2 separate regions of the Homo sapiens genome follow, and region 1 is linked to region 2. A link is an interaction called in ENCODE POLR2A ChIA-PET data of the cell type or tissue named here. Cell type or tissue: HepG2. All regions are shown on one strand.

The links. ChIA-PET counts read pairs that join two places held together with the same protein. Peaks named below come from ENCODE experiments on the same cell type or tissue, not always from the same donor. Only the 100,000 strongest peaks of a DNase experiment are listed, where the experiment ranks them.
Region 1: POLR2A ChIA-PET joins it to region 2 with 5 read pairs; 1 of 35 experiments calls an interaction of 5 or more read pairs at or near these places.

The regions. Positions count from the first base shown.
Region 1 is chr16:72,022,073-72,027,072 of GRCh38, forward strand. It overlaps DHODH (dihydroorotate dehydrogenase (quinone)), which reads left to right. Exons shown (of 9, transcript NM_001361.5): 6 at 290-403; 7 at 1,093-1,246; 8 at 1,402-1,561; 9 at 2,073-5,000. The coding sequence ends at 2,127. Among named protein-coding and RNA genes, the nearest start is that of DHODH, 16 kb to the left of the region's middle. RefSeq lists an enhancer at 1,336-2,535. In HepG2, no CTCF peak of the experiment used is centred here; DNase peaks (open chromatin) are centred at 2,069, 3,129 and 3,529.
Region 2 is chr16:72,929,452-72,934,451 of GRCh38, forward strand. All of the region lies in intron 3 of ZFHX3 (zinc finger homeobox 3), which reads right to left. Among named protein-coding and RNA genes, the nearest start is that of ZFHX3, 120 kb to the right of the region's middle. In HepG2, no CTCF peak of the experiment used is centred here; a DNase peak (open chromatin) is centred at 2,370.

The DNA of each region.
Region 1 (5,000 bases), 910 kb before region 2:
GACAGAGTGCGACCTTGTCTCAAAAAAAAAAAAAAAAAAAGAAAAGAAAAGTCTAAAACACCCTTGAGCTATTAGCCAATGTCCACGGGATCCCTTGGCCTAAAAGAATGGAATCGGATCCATCTCGACTGTACTCCTCACGTCTGAGGGCTGGCTTTCCTGAAAAGAAATTGTTTCTGCTTTAGTTTGATCGCTATTGTGGAAACCCACTGACCTGCAGCGTAGGTCACAGCTGCACTGCAGGGCTGTGGTCTGCGGGGTCCCCAGCTCTGGCCGTGTGTCGCCCTAGGTGCTGCAGGAGAGGGATGGCTTGCGGAGAGTGCACAGGCCGGCAGTCCTGGTGAAGATCGCTCCTGACCTCACCAGCCAGGATAAGGAGGACATTGCCAGTGTGGTCAAAGAGGTTTGAGTCGGGGCCTGGGCCCAGGGTGTGCCTCCCATGGTCTGCAGAGGCCGTTTGGCCAGCTGGGCTAGCCCAGAATGGCGTTCTTTGTGATTTCCTCTCCTTGGTATTCAAGGCTGGTTTGGTGTGTGTCATGGTGTAACTCACCCTGTGGTCAAAAGCGAATGTTGGAATAAGTGCTTGAAGGAGTTTTTCTAATGCCTCTTCCTCTCTTTTGTCAACTGCATCCAGCAAGTTTAAGGCTTGAGCTTGGCTCCTTGGCCAGTCTTGACTGGGACTGAAAATTCTTTCTCTCACTCCTCTCTCCAGCCTGTCTGGACAGCGGGTCTCTGTGGCATAGGAGAGTAGTGGAAACAGACTGAGCCCGGCCATCGTGGGTTCAAATCCTGGTTCCACCACTTACTACCTGGGGGCCTCAGACAAGACACTGTAATTGGGTTGTTGTAAGGACTGGACCCTGTCCTAGGGGAATGTTGTGGGTGGTCAGCGTGTGATGGCTGCTGTCGTCATGTTATGGCTCATTCTAAAACTTGTTGAGGAAAAGATGAGTAGTGAGGTCTGGTGTAGCTCTTGCTTTGGGGGCTGTAGGTGTGGGTACCTGGCCCGGCTGCTGCCTTCGACCTCCAGAGAAGCGCCTCTGGGTCCTTCGGTGCTATGACTCATGGCTTTTTCTCTATCTCGCACTGCAGTTGGGCATCGATGGGCTGATTGTTACGAACACCACCGTGAGTCGCCCTGCGGGCCTCCAGGGTGCCCTGCGCTCTGAAACAGGAGGGCTGAGTGGGAAGCCCCTCCGGGATTTATCAACTCAAACCATTCGGGAGATGTATGCACTCACCCAAGGCAAGGTTTCCCGTGTTTGTGTCTTCAGATCTGCGTGTGGCTTGGGCTCCTGGGTCGTGATGGGAATCATCATTCCCTAATCTGTCTTGATTGTGGGGGACTCTGGGGCTGAAGCCACATCCTTCTTTATGGTGTCGCCATGTGCTTCTCTGTAGGCCGAGTTCCCATAATTGGGGTTGGTGGTGTGAGCAGCGGGCAGGACGCGCTGGAGAAGATCCGGGCAGGGGCCTCCCTGGTGCAGCTGTACACGGCCCTCACCTTCTGGGGGCCACCCGTTGTGGGCAAAGTCAAGCGGGAACTGGAGGCCCTTCTGAAGTGAGTGAGGTCATGTGTGGCTTGAAACAGAAGTTAGGCAGAGGTTCATTTAGATCACTCAAGTCAACGAGATACTGTTGATCTGTTTCTTATTCATTCAAAAAGGAGTTGAGGGGTACACTCTGAAGGGGAGAGAAATTCTGGGTTACTCTTTTGATGAAGGACAAACAATGCCAAGGAGAACTGAGGATTAACCTCCAAGGCAATGGTGTTTCTAAGGTGGAGTTGTCCATTTGCTCAAGGGAGGGGAGCCTGAGGAATCCCATCAGCATTCCCATTAATTAAGCAACACTGGTTCAATGTTGGGAGCTGTCAATACTTAAAAGCAATTTCCTTCCTGCTCTGTTCCTACCTGGGTAGAAATATCCCTAGGTCTCTGGGTGAAGAGTGTAGAGGAAACCAGATGTGCCTGGGCCGGGATGATGCGTTTCTGGGTGAACGTGGGCTTCCTGTAAGAGCAGGGCCTGTTCTCCACTGTTTGCTGAAATTGCTTTGTTTGCTCTTTTTCCAGAGAGCAGGGCTTTGGCGGAGTCACAGATGCCATTGGAGCAGATCATCGGAGGTGAGGACAGCGTCTGACGGGAAGCCTGATCTGGAACCTTCCCAAGGACTCAGGCAAGCCTTTGTGGCTGGATCATGAGAGGAGGGACTCCATCTTGAGCCATGTCCCCCAGCCATGGCATGGCTGCACTGTAAACGCCAATCGGGGGGTCACCAGGATCAACCGCAGGCTTTCTTCAGTCCCTTGGTCAGACCATAAACTGCATTTTTGATTCTTTGTGGATTCAAACCCTAGGATCCATCAGTCTTGCAAGGACATTGAATATTAGGAGGAAAAAGTCATGGAAAAAATAAAGCCATTTAGAACCTGGGTTTCAACGCTAGCCCTTTCTGGTTTGCCATAGGCCCTGCCAAGATACTGCAGGTCCATCCAGGCCTCTGCTATCTGCATCTGCAGTGGGCTTCCCAGGAACTTGACTGTCTTTCATTTGATCTTTATTTTTGTTTATTTAATATTTTAAACTTTATTTTAAAAATATTTCAAACATAAGGGCGGGGTGTGGTGGCTCATGCCTGTAATCCCAGCACTTTGGGAGGCCGAGGCGGGCGGATCACCTGAGGCCAGGAGTTGGAGACCAGCCAGGCCACCATGGTGAAACCCTGTCTCTACCAAAAATACAAAAAATTAGCCAGATATTGTGGCAGGCACTTTTAATCCCAGCTACTCGGGAGGCTGAGGCAGGAGAATTGCTTGAACCTGGGAGGCGGAGGTTGCAGTGAGCCAAGATTGCACCAGTGCACTCCAGCTTGGGCGACAGATCAAGACTCTGTCACACACAAAACAAACAAACAAATTTTCCCGTTTCTCTCTGTCCCTTTCTCTATAACATGGATAAAATATTCACGTCTTATGTATTTATTATTGCTGAGTCATTGGTGCCTTATTCTTCAGTGTTTCAGTCTGTATCTCCTAAGCATCCTGATGTTAGTTTTTTGACTATAAAATTGACCTGCATTCTTTACTAGCAATTCAAACGGTACAGCACTCTTGAAGTGTAAACATTCCTGTTCCTCCTCACCCCACTCTGCAGACATGCCTTTCTGTCTGTCCTCCCAGACTTTTCCCCTGCATAAAGATGTTCATTTTGTACATACACTCAGACATACATGTGGCTGTATTTTTTGTATACCGATTTCTGGATGGAATGCACACTGTTATCTGTTTAGTTACTTTATGTTTTCATACAAATGACATCATCCCACAAATAGAATTCTGCCATTTACTTTCTTCACTATTCTTATGTGGCATGGTTCATGCTGGGCCTCGGTCTTTTGAGTGGGGTCTGTTTACCCAGTCCCCTGTTGGTGATCACATCGCTAACTTCCGGCGTTTTCCTATCACCATCGGTGCCTCCGTGAACACCTTGTGAATGTGCCTGTGCCTTCGTTCTGGTGTCGGTGCAGAGCAGGGTCCAAGGGGCGTGACAGCTGGGCTGAGGGGCTGGCATGTTTCACATTCTGATAGATAGAGCCAAGTTGCTCCTATCAGGTTTTCAAGCTGCCCATTTCCCACCGTGGAGACAGCAACAGAGGGGACATCCCCAGCTCCTCTGGCTCTGCCTGTTCAAAGCTACCCTGTGAGGCCTGAAGACAGAGCTGCCCTGAAGGCAGCTCATGTCCACTGAACACTGACTGTGGGCTGGATGCTGTGCCAAGGGCTTGACGTTTCCTCTTTAAGGATGAGGAAACGGGCAGAGAAGCGGCTGATTGTCCAGTCCCCCTGCGTGGAGGCTGCTTGGCTGGGCTCGAGCCCAGCGGTGTGGTCATAGAGCATGTTGTGCTGAATGGCTCTGCCATGGACCAAGCCTTGGCTGCTCTAAAAGCCGGCTCATTGCCTTCTGCTTCTCCGGATTCGTTCCTTACTCCAGGAAGAGCAGTGCACTGAAGGAGAAATGGGAATGGGCAAAAGGAACCACATGCTGGCCAGACCCCTGCGGGGTCACTTTCCTCAGCCTGGGCTCCGACATGCCACGTCAGGTGCCAGCGCACATACTCTGGACACCCTCCTCATTCTCTCTGGGCTTTGATGCTCTCTGTGAGTCATCTGCCCTCCCTTTCCCATGCTACAGGCATCTACCTTGCTCTGTCCCACCTAATAGCTTCAGGACTGAACAATTCAGGAAAGGGAAGGGAAGGGGTGGAGGAGAAGAGGGAAGAGTCGGCCCTTGGAAGGTTCTCCACGGAAGACTGCCTTTTTTTTTTTTGAGATGGAGTCTCGCTGTGTCGCCCAGCCTGGAGTGCAGTGGCATGATCTCAGCTCACTGCAAACTCCGCCTCCTGGGTTCAGGGGATTCTTCAGCCTCAGCCTCCAGAGTAGCTGGGACTACAGGTGCATGCCACTGTGCCCTGCTAATTTTTGTATTTTTAGTAGAGACGGGGTTTCACCATATTGGCCAGGCTGGTCTCGAACTCCTGACCTCTTGGTCCACCCGCCTCAGCCTCCCAAAGTGCTGGGATTACAGGTGCAAGCCACCGCGCCTGGCTCGAGAGACTGACATTCTGTCTCAGCACAGCTGGAAGAGGCTGCTTGAGCACCAGGATAAGGAGTTGTCTTGCATTCAGGGGCCATGTGGTGTGCGGATACCTATTTTTCTTTCTTTTCTTTTTTTTTTCTGAGACAGAGTCTCGCTCTGTCTCCCAGGCTAGAGTGCAGTGGCATGATCTCAGCTCACTGCAACCTCTGTCTCCCGGGTTCAAGCAATTCTTCTGCCTCAGCCTCCCAAGTAGCTGGGATTACAGGTGCCCACTACCACACCCAGCTAATTTGTGTGTGTGTGTGTGTGTGTGTGTGTGTGTGTGTGTGTGTGTGTGTGTGTTTTTGAGATGGAGTCCTGCTCTGTCACCCCGGCTGGAGTGCAGTGGTGCGATCTCAGCTCAC
Region 2 (5,000 bases):
CACCCCAAGCTCTAAGCCAAGTTTAATCTTTTCATCATTACATGAGAACGATATGTCTAGAGAACACAAATGGTAGAAATAAGACTATTTGGCAAAGCTTACAGGTCATCATCAGGATCTGCATTCCTCAGCCAGGAAAAACTGTGTTCTGAAAGGTGGCCTCGCCCTGTGGCTCTTGCCCCAGAGGATGCCTGGGGCCACGCGGGCTGCGACAGGGCCCTCCACGCAAGCTGGCTGTACATAAACAGTAACACCTCATTCTCTCTTCTACCTCATTAACCGAAACACATTAAAACAAGTGTGCACTGGGAGCAGAAAATGAGACTGTTAAACCAAGCTGACATAATCCTCATCAGCTGTGGGAAAGGAGACCGCATCAATTATGCTGAACCGAATGCAGTCACATGGATGTGCTGGGCTCCCAGCCCCCCAGCATGAAAAGGAGGACAAGAGGAAAAGAAACGTTCACTTAAAAAAGAAAACAGGCTGGGCGCGGTGGCTCACGCCTGTAATCCCAGCACTTTGGGAGGCCGAAGTGGGCGGATCACTGGAGGTCAGGAGTTCAACACCAGCCTGGCCAACATGGTGAAACTCCGTCTCCACTGAAATTACAAAAATTAGCCAGGCGTGGTGGCGGGCGCCTGTAATCCCAGCTACTTGGGAGGCTGAGGCAGGAGAATCACTTGAACACGGGAGGTGGAGGTTGCAGTGAGCTGAGATCTTGCCACTGTACTCCAGCTTGTGTGACAAGAGTGAAACTCAGTCTCAATAGATAAATAAATAAAATAAAATAAAATAATATACTTCATACTCTCCTAACAAACACAGCTTCTCGCCCATTTTTGTCACCCCAAGGGAGGGGAGCGGCATCTGATCAAAACACCCCTTTATGGTTCTTCTGCACCTAAAAATCTTTGCCAAACTATTTGGAATTGGAGGGGAAAAAAGAAAAATAAACATAAGCTTAAAAAAAAAAGAGGACGGGCGATAAGGAGATAATGGATTCTGTGTGATCTCTTGCAGACAGATTTTATAAGTGCAAAGTATCTCGAGGCCCAAAGTCCTAAGACCCGAAATGATCTGAACACAACCCGCTTGTGACATAATGGCAAGGATGCTTCAGAAATTAAAGGGCTATGGAGCAGACAATAGCAATTGAAAGCTACACAGCTATAAAACACAGCCAGCACTTAGCTCTTTCAGCCACTGCCAATAGTGAATAACAGATCAGAACTGATACATTTAGAAATACTCATAAAACCTACTACGGAAGAAAACAAAAATAATGCCTGTACATTGCCAAAATAAGGAAGATTACGGTTCTGGTAAGAATAAATGACCAAATCATTACCTACACGTAAGAAATGCAAAAGACTTGTATATGACAGTCATAAAATGTAAAATGTGGTACAAGGTGCCATCACTGAGCCGTACCCCACATCCTGGACGTTACAATATCATATTTGATAGTAATAACTAACTCACGTGAAATGAGTATTGCTATGCAAAACTTTCTTTTGCATTTCTTCATTTGTGTTCAAATTTGCAACCTTAACATGTTTATTGCCACTGATTTGCATTTCATTTCATAGGTGAAAGTTTCCAAACATAAGCTGTGGACTTATTTCTTATACACCTCTTGACACCAGCATGAAACGTATGTTGCCAAAACTCAGTCCTCCTAGTACCCATTCAATTCACCATTCACATTACAAAGAGCTGCTCTGTTTTTCAAGTATACTTTCCAGATCCACTTATGCATCTAATCATCAGGCAGGTCATGAGCTTGGTGAGATTTTGTTTCTGTTGCACATACTTCGCACATCGTTTCAGATGTTAAAGACGGTTTCGCATTAAGTTCTCCTTCTTTCAAATCAAGAAGGGAGGCATTTCCTCCCACTTGTTGACTCAGAGCTGTAATCAGAGATTCTGGGATTAGCCATTTATTTCATTACACACACACACACACACACACACACACACACACACACACACACACACACACTCTTCAGCTTTCAAAAGAGGTCGGGGGAAGGGAGAAAACAATCATGACTTCAGTAGCCAAGGAGATTAACTTCCAACGTACCGACAGGGAAGAGGAGGGATGCACCATTTAAAAAAAAAAAAAAAAAAGTTTCAGCTGGAGAAAAATTTTGGAATATTTTAAATTAATGGGTAACAAAGGGTTGCCATGGAAACAGTTTTGCATACTTGACTGCAGGTGCTCCCTACAGTGAAGGGAGATTGGGATGATACAGCCACAAGCAAGGACACTGATGTGAACATTAAAGTGAGATTCCTAAGGCAATGTTAAGTCATCCGAGCCACGGACACTGTGGTTTTCGATACAAATGAACTCACTTATGCAACGAGGGTATGTGAGCTTTGCAACACCAGCTAACACTCACTTGCGTCCAGAAGCTGTTCCCCCTTTTACGATATTCTGTGGTATTGCCAAGGTTACAAAATGTAAACAGATACAAACACGAACCATAACAAGAACCAAAGTCAAATATATTCTCGTTTTTCCATCTTTGTCCTCTAAGCTGTGTATTTCTAGATTGTGGCTTTATTTTTTTAGAGTGAATATGCACTAGCTTTAATCAGAAAAATATACATGTAAGGGAATGAAAACTACCAAGGAGTATAGTTCCCCTGAGTGTCCTGTGTACTCTATGCCAGTTTCCAAGCCTACGTTCTAACTTGCATCTAATTTTGGTCACATAAGGGAAATACATGTGTGTTGATGCTTGCAGGAAGTCCTATTTAAAAAGAAACAAACAAATACTGAAACCTCCCAGGTTATGTGGGACAATATGATAAAATTATGTCAGTGAAGGTAACATCATTTCCTTCTCACAACGGATGATGTCTTAGGTACTTCTCAGGGAAGGGGTGGAGCAAGCCATAGCCACAATGCAGCTGGACTTGAATCACTTTCTAATTTTCCTGAGTACTTCACTAGATCACTTTTTGCTCCATTACTTAGGAGAGGAGATGGAGATATCCCTTTGGGAAAAAAAAAAAGTCCTACAAACACACACTTAGTGCTTGAAGGAGACTTAGTGAGGAATCCAAGCTCCACCTCCTTCAGATGAGGCCACTACAGATTGGCCAAGGTTAAATTACTGGCTCAAGGTCATTTCACTAAACATCGGTCATAATCTCTCTTCAGGGAAATTCCATCTCCCTGCTCCGCACCAAAAAAAAAAAAAAAAAAAAAATCCACTGACCTTTCCATTCTCCAAACCAACAGCGTGTCAAGTTCAAAGCTAATTAAAACCAAATTATAAAAATAACGTCAGTTGTGTGGTCTAAGAAGACGATGGGAAATCTAATGCAGAAAAGCAGAGTCCTTAACACCTTTCTGATGCTATATGCAGACTGCGTCTAGGTGCATTTCATGTATTATCTCATTTAAGTCATTCGAGAGTCCTATCAAAGCAAGTCATTCTATTAGCCCATTTTACAGATGATGAACAAACAGGAATTAAGTCCCAGGAGCTGGGATTCAAACCCAGGCAGCCTGACACCAGGCATCTTCTCCCTCCTTAAAACCCCAAGAGCTATCTGGGTTTCCTTTAAGACGCATGGACATCCTATCTTAAATTTTTCTAGTCTGCAGCACCCACTGAGCCCCACTCCACCTGCCACACCAACATGTGCCCGGCATCTCGTGGGCATCCAGACACCTCCTGAATGGTCAGATCCCATTAGATTTCCATGGCCTCTCCCGCAGTAGCTTGAGCGCTCTTAACCAGGTATGTTACTACCTCTAGTGAAATGTATGCCCTCGTCTGCAAAAACAGAAATAACCAATCTGAGCCCTGTCTTCAGAGACACAACAGATCATCATTACTACTCTCCCAGAGGAGTAGGAAGGTGGAGGGGAGGACAGCAGGGATTGAGAAGAGACCTCGAAGCTTCTACACAGTGGAGCCGAGAGAGGAGAGAACATTTCACCATTAGGTTTTAGTATTTTACCCTCACATTGCATTATGAACATCTCCAACCAAGGAGATGAGTTGAAAAAAAAATCATACAGTAGACACTTAAGTATCCACCACCCAGCTGCTGAAATTAATGCTTTGCTGTCTATTTTACAGCCTTCTCTTTATCCTGCTATCAATGTGCCTTACATCTTTTATTCATTCCAAAGTAAACTGCAGAAGCAGTACACTCCACCCCTCCCCCTACTCCAGCATGCACAGCCTCAACTACAGTTTTCTTTTTGTTTATGGGTTTTTATTGTAGTTTTATTATTTTAATAGATCACGTGAGCAGACTTCCTGACTAGCAAAACACTAAAAAGACCCAAACTCCAGTGTGTTGTTATTATGAAATGTTTAGCTCACAACTTTCTTTTTTTTTTTTTTTTTTTTTTTGAGACAGAGTCTCGCTCTGTCGCCCAGGCTGTAGTGCAGTGTCGCGATCTCGGCTCACTGCAAGCTCTGCCTCCCGGGTTCATGCCATTCTCCCACCTCAGCCTCCCGAGTAGCTGGGACTGCAGGTGCCCTCCACCACGCCCAGCTAATTTTTTGTATTTTTAGTAGAGATGGGGTTTCACCGTGTTAGCCAGGATGGCCTCCATCTCCTGACCTGGTGATCCACCTATCTCAGCCTCCCAAAGTGCTAGGATTACAGAGGTTAGCCACCACGCCCGGCCACAGCTTTCTTTTAAAAGTTAGAGTAGGCTAGGCGTGATGGCTCAGCCTGTAATTCCAATACTTTAGGAGGCTGAGGCAGGAGGATCACTTGAGGTCAGGAGTTCGAGACCAGCCTGGCCAACATGGTAAAACCCCGTGTCTGTTAAAAATACAAAAAAAGTTAGCCGGGCCTGGTGGCGGGCGCCTGTAATCCCAGCTACTTGGGAGGCTGAGGCAGGAGAATCACTTGAACCCGGGAGGCGAAGCTTGCACTGAGCTGAGATCACACCATTGCATTCCTGCCTGGGTGACAAGGCGAGACTCTCTCAAAAAAATAAAACAGAGTAGTATCCA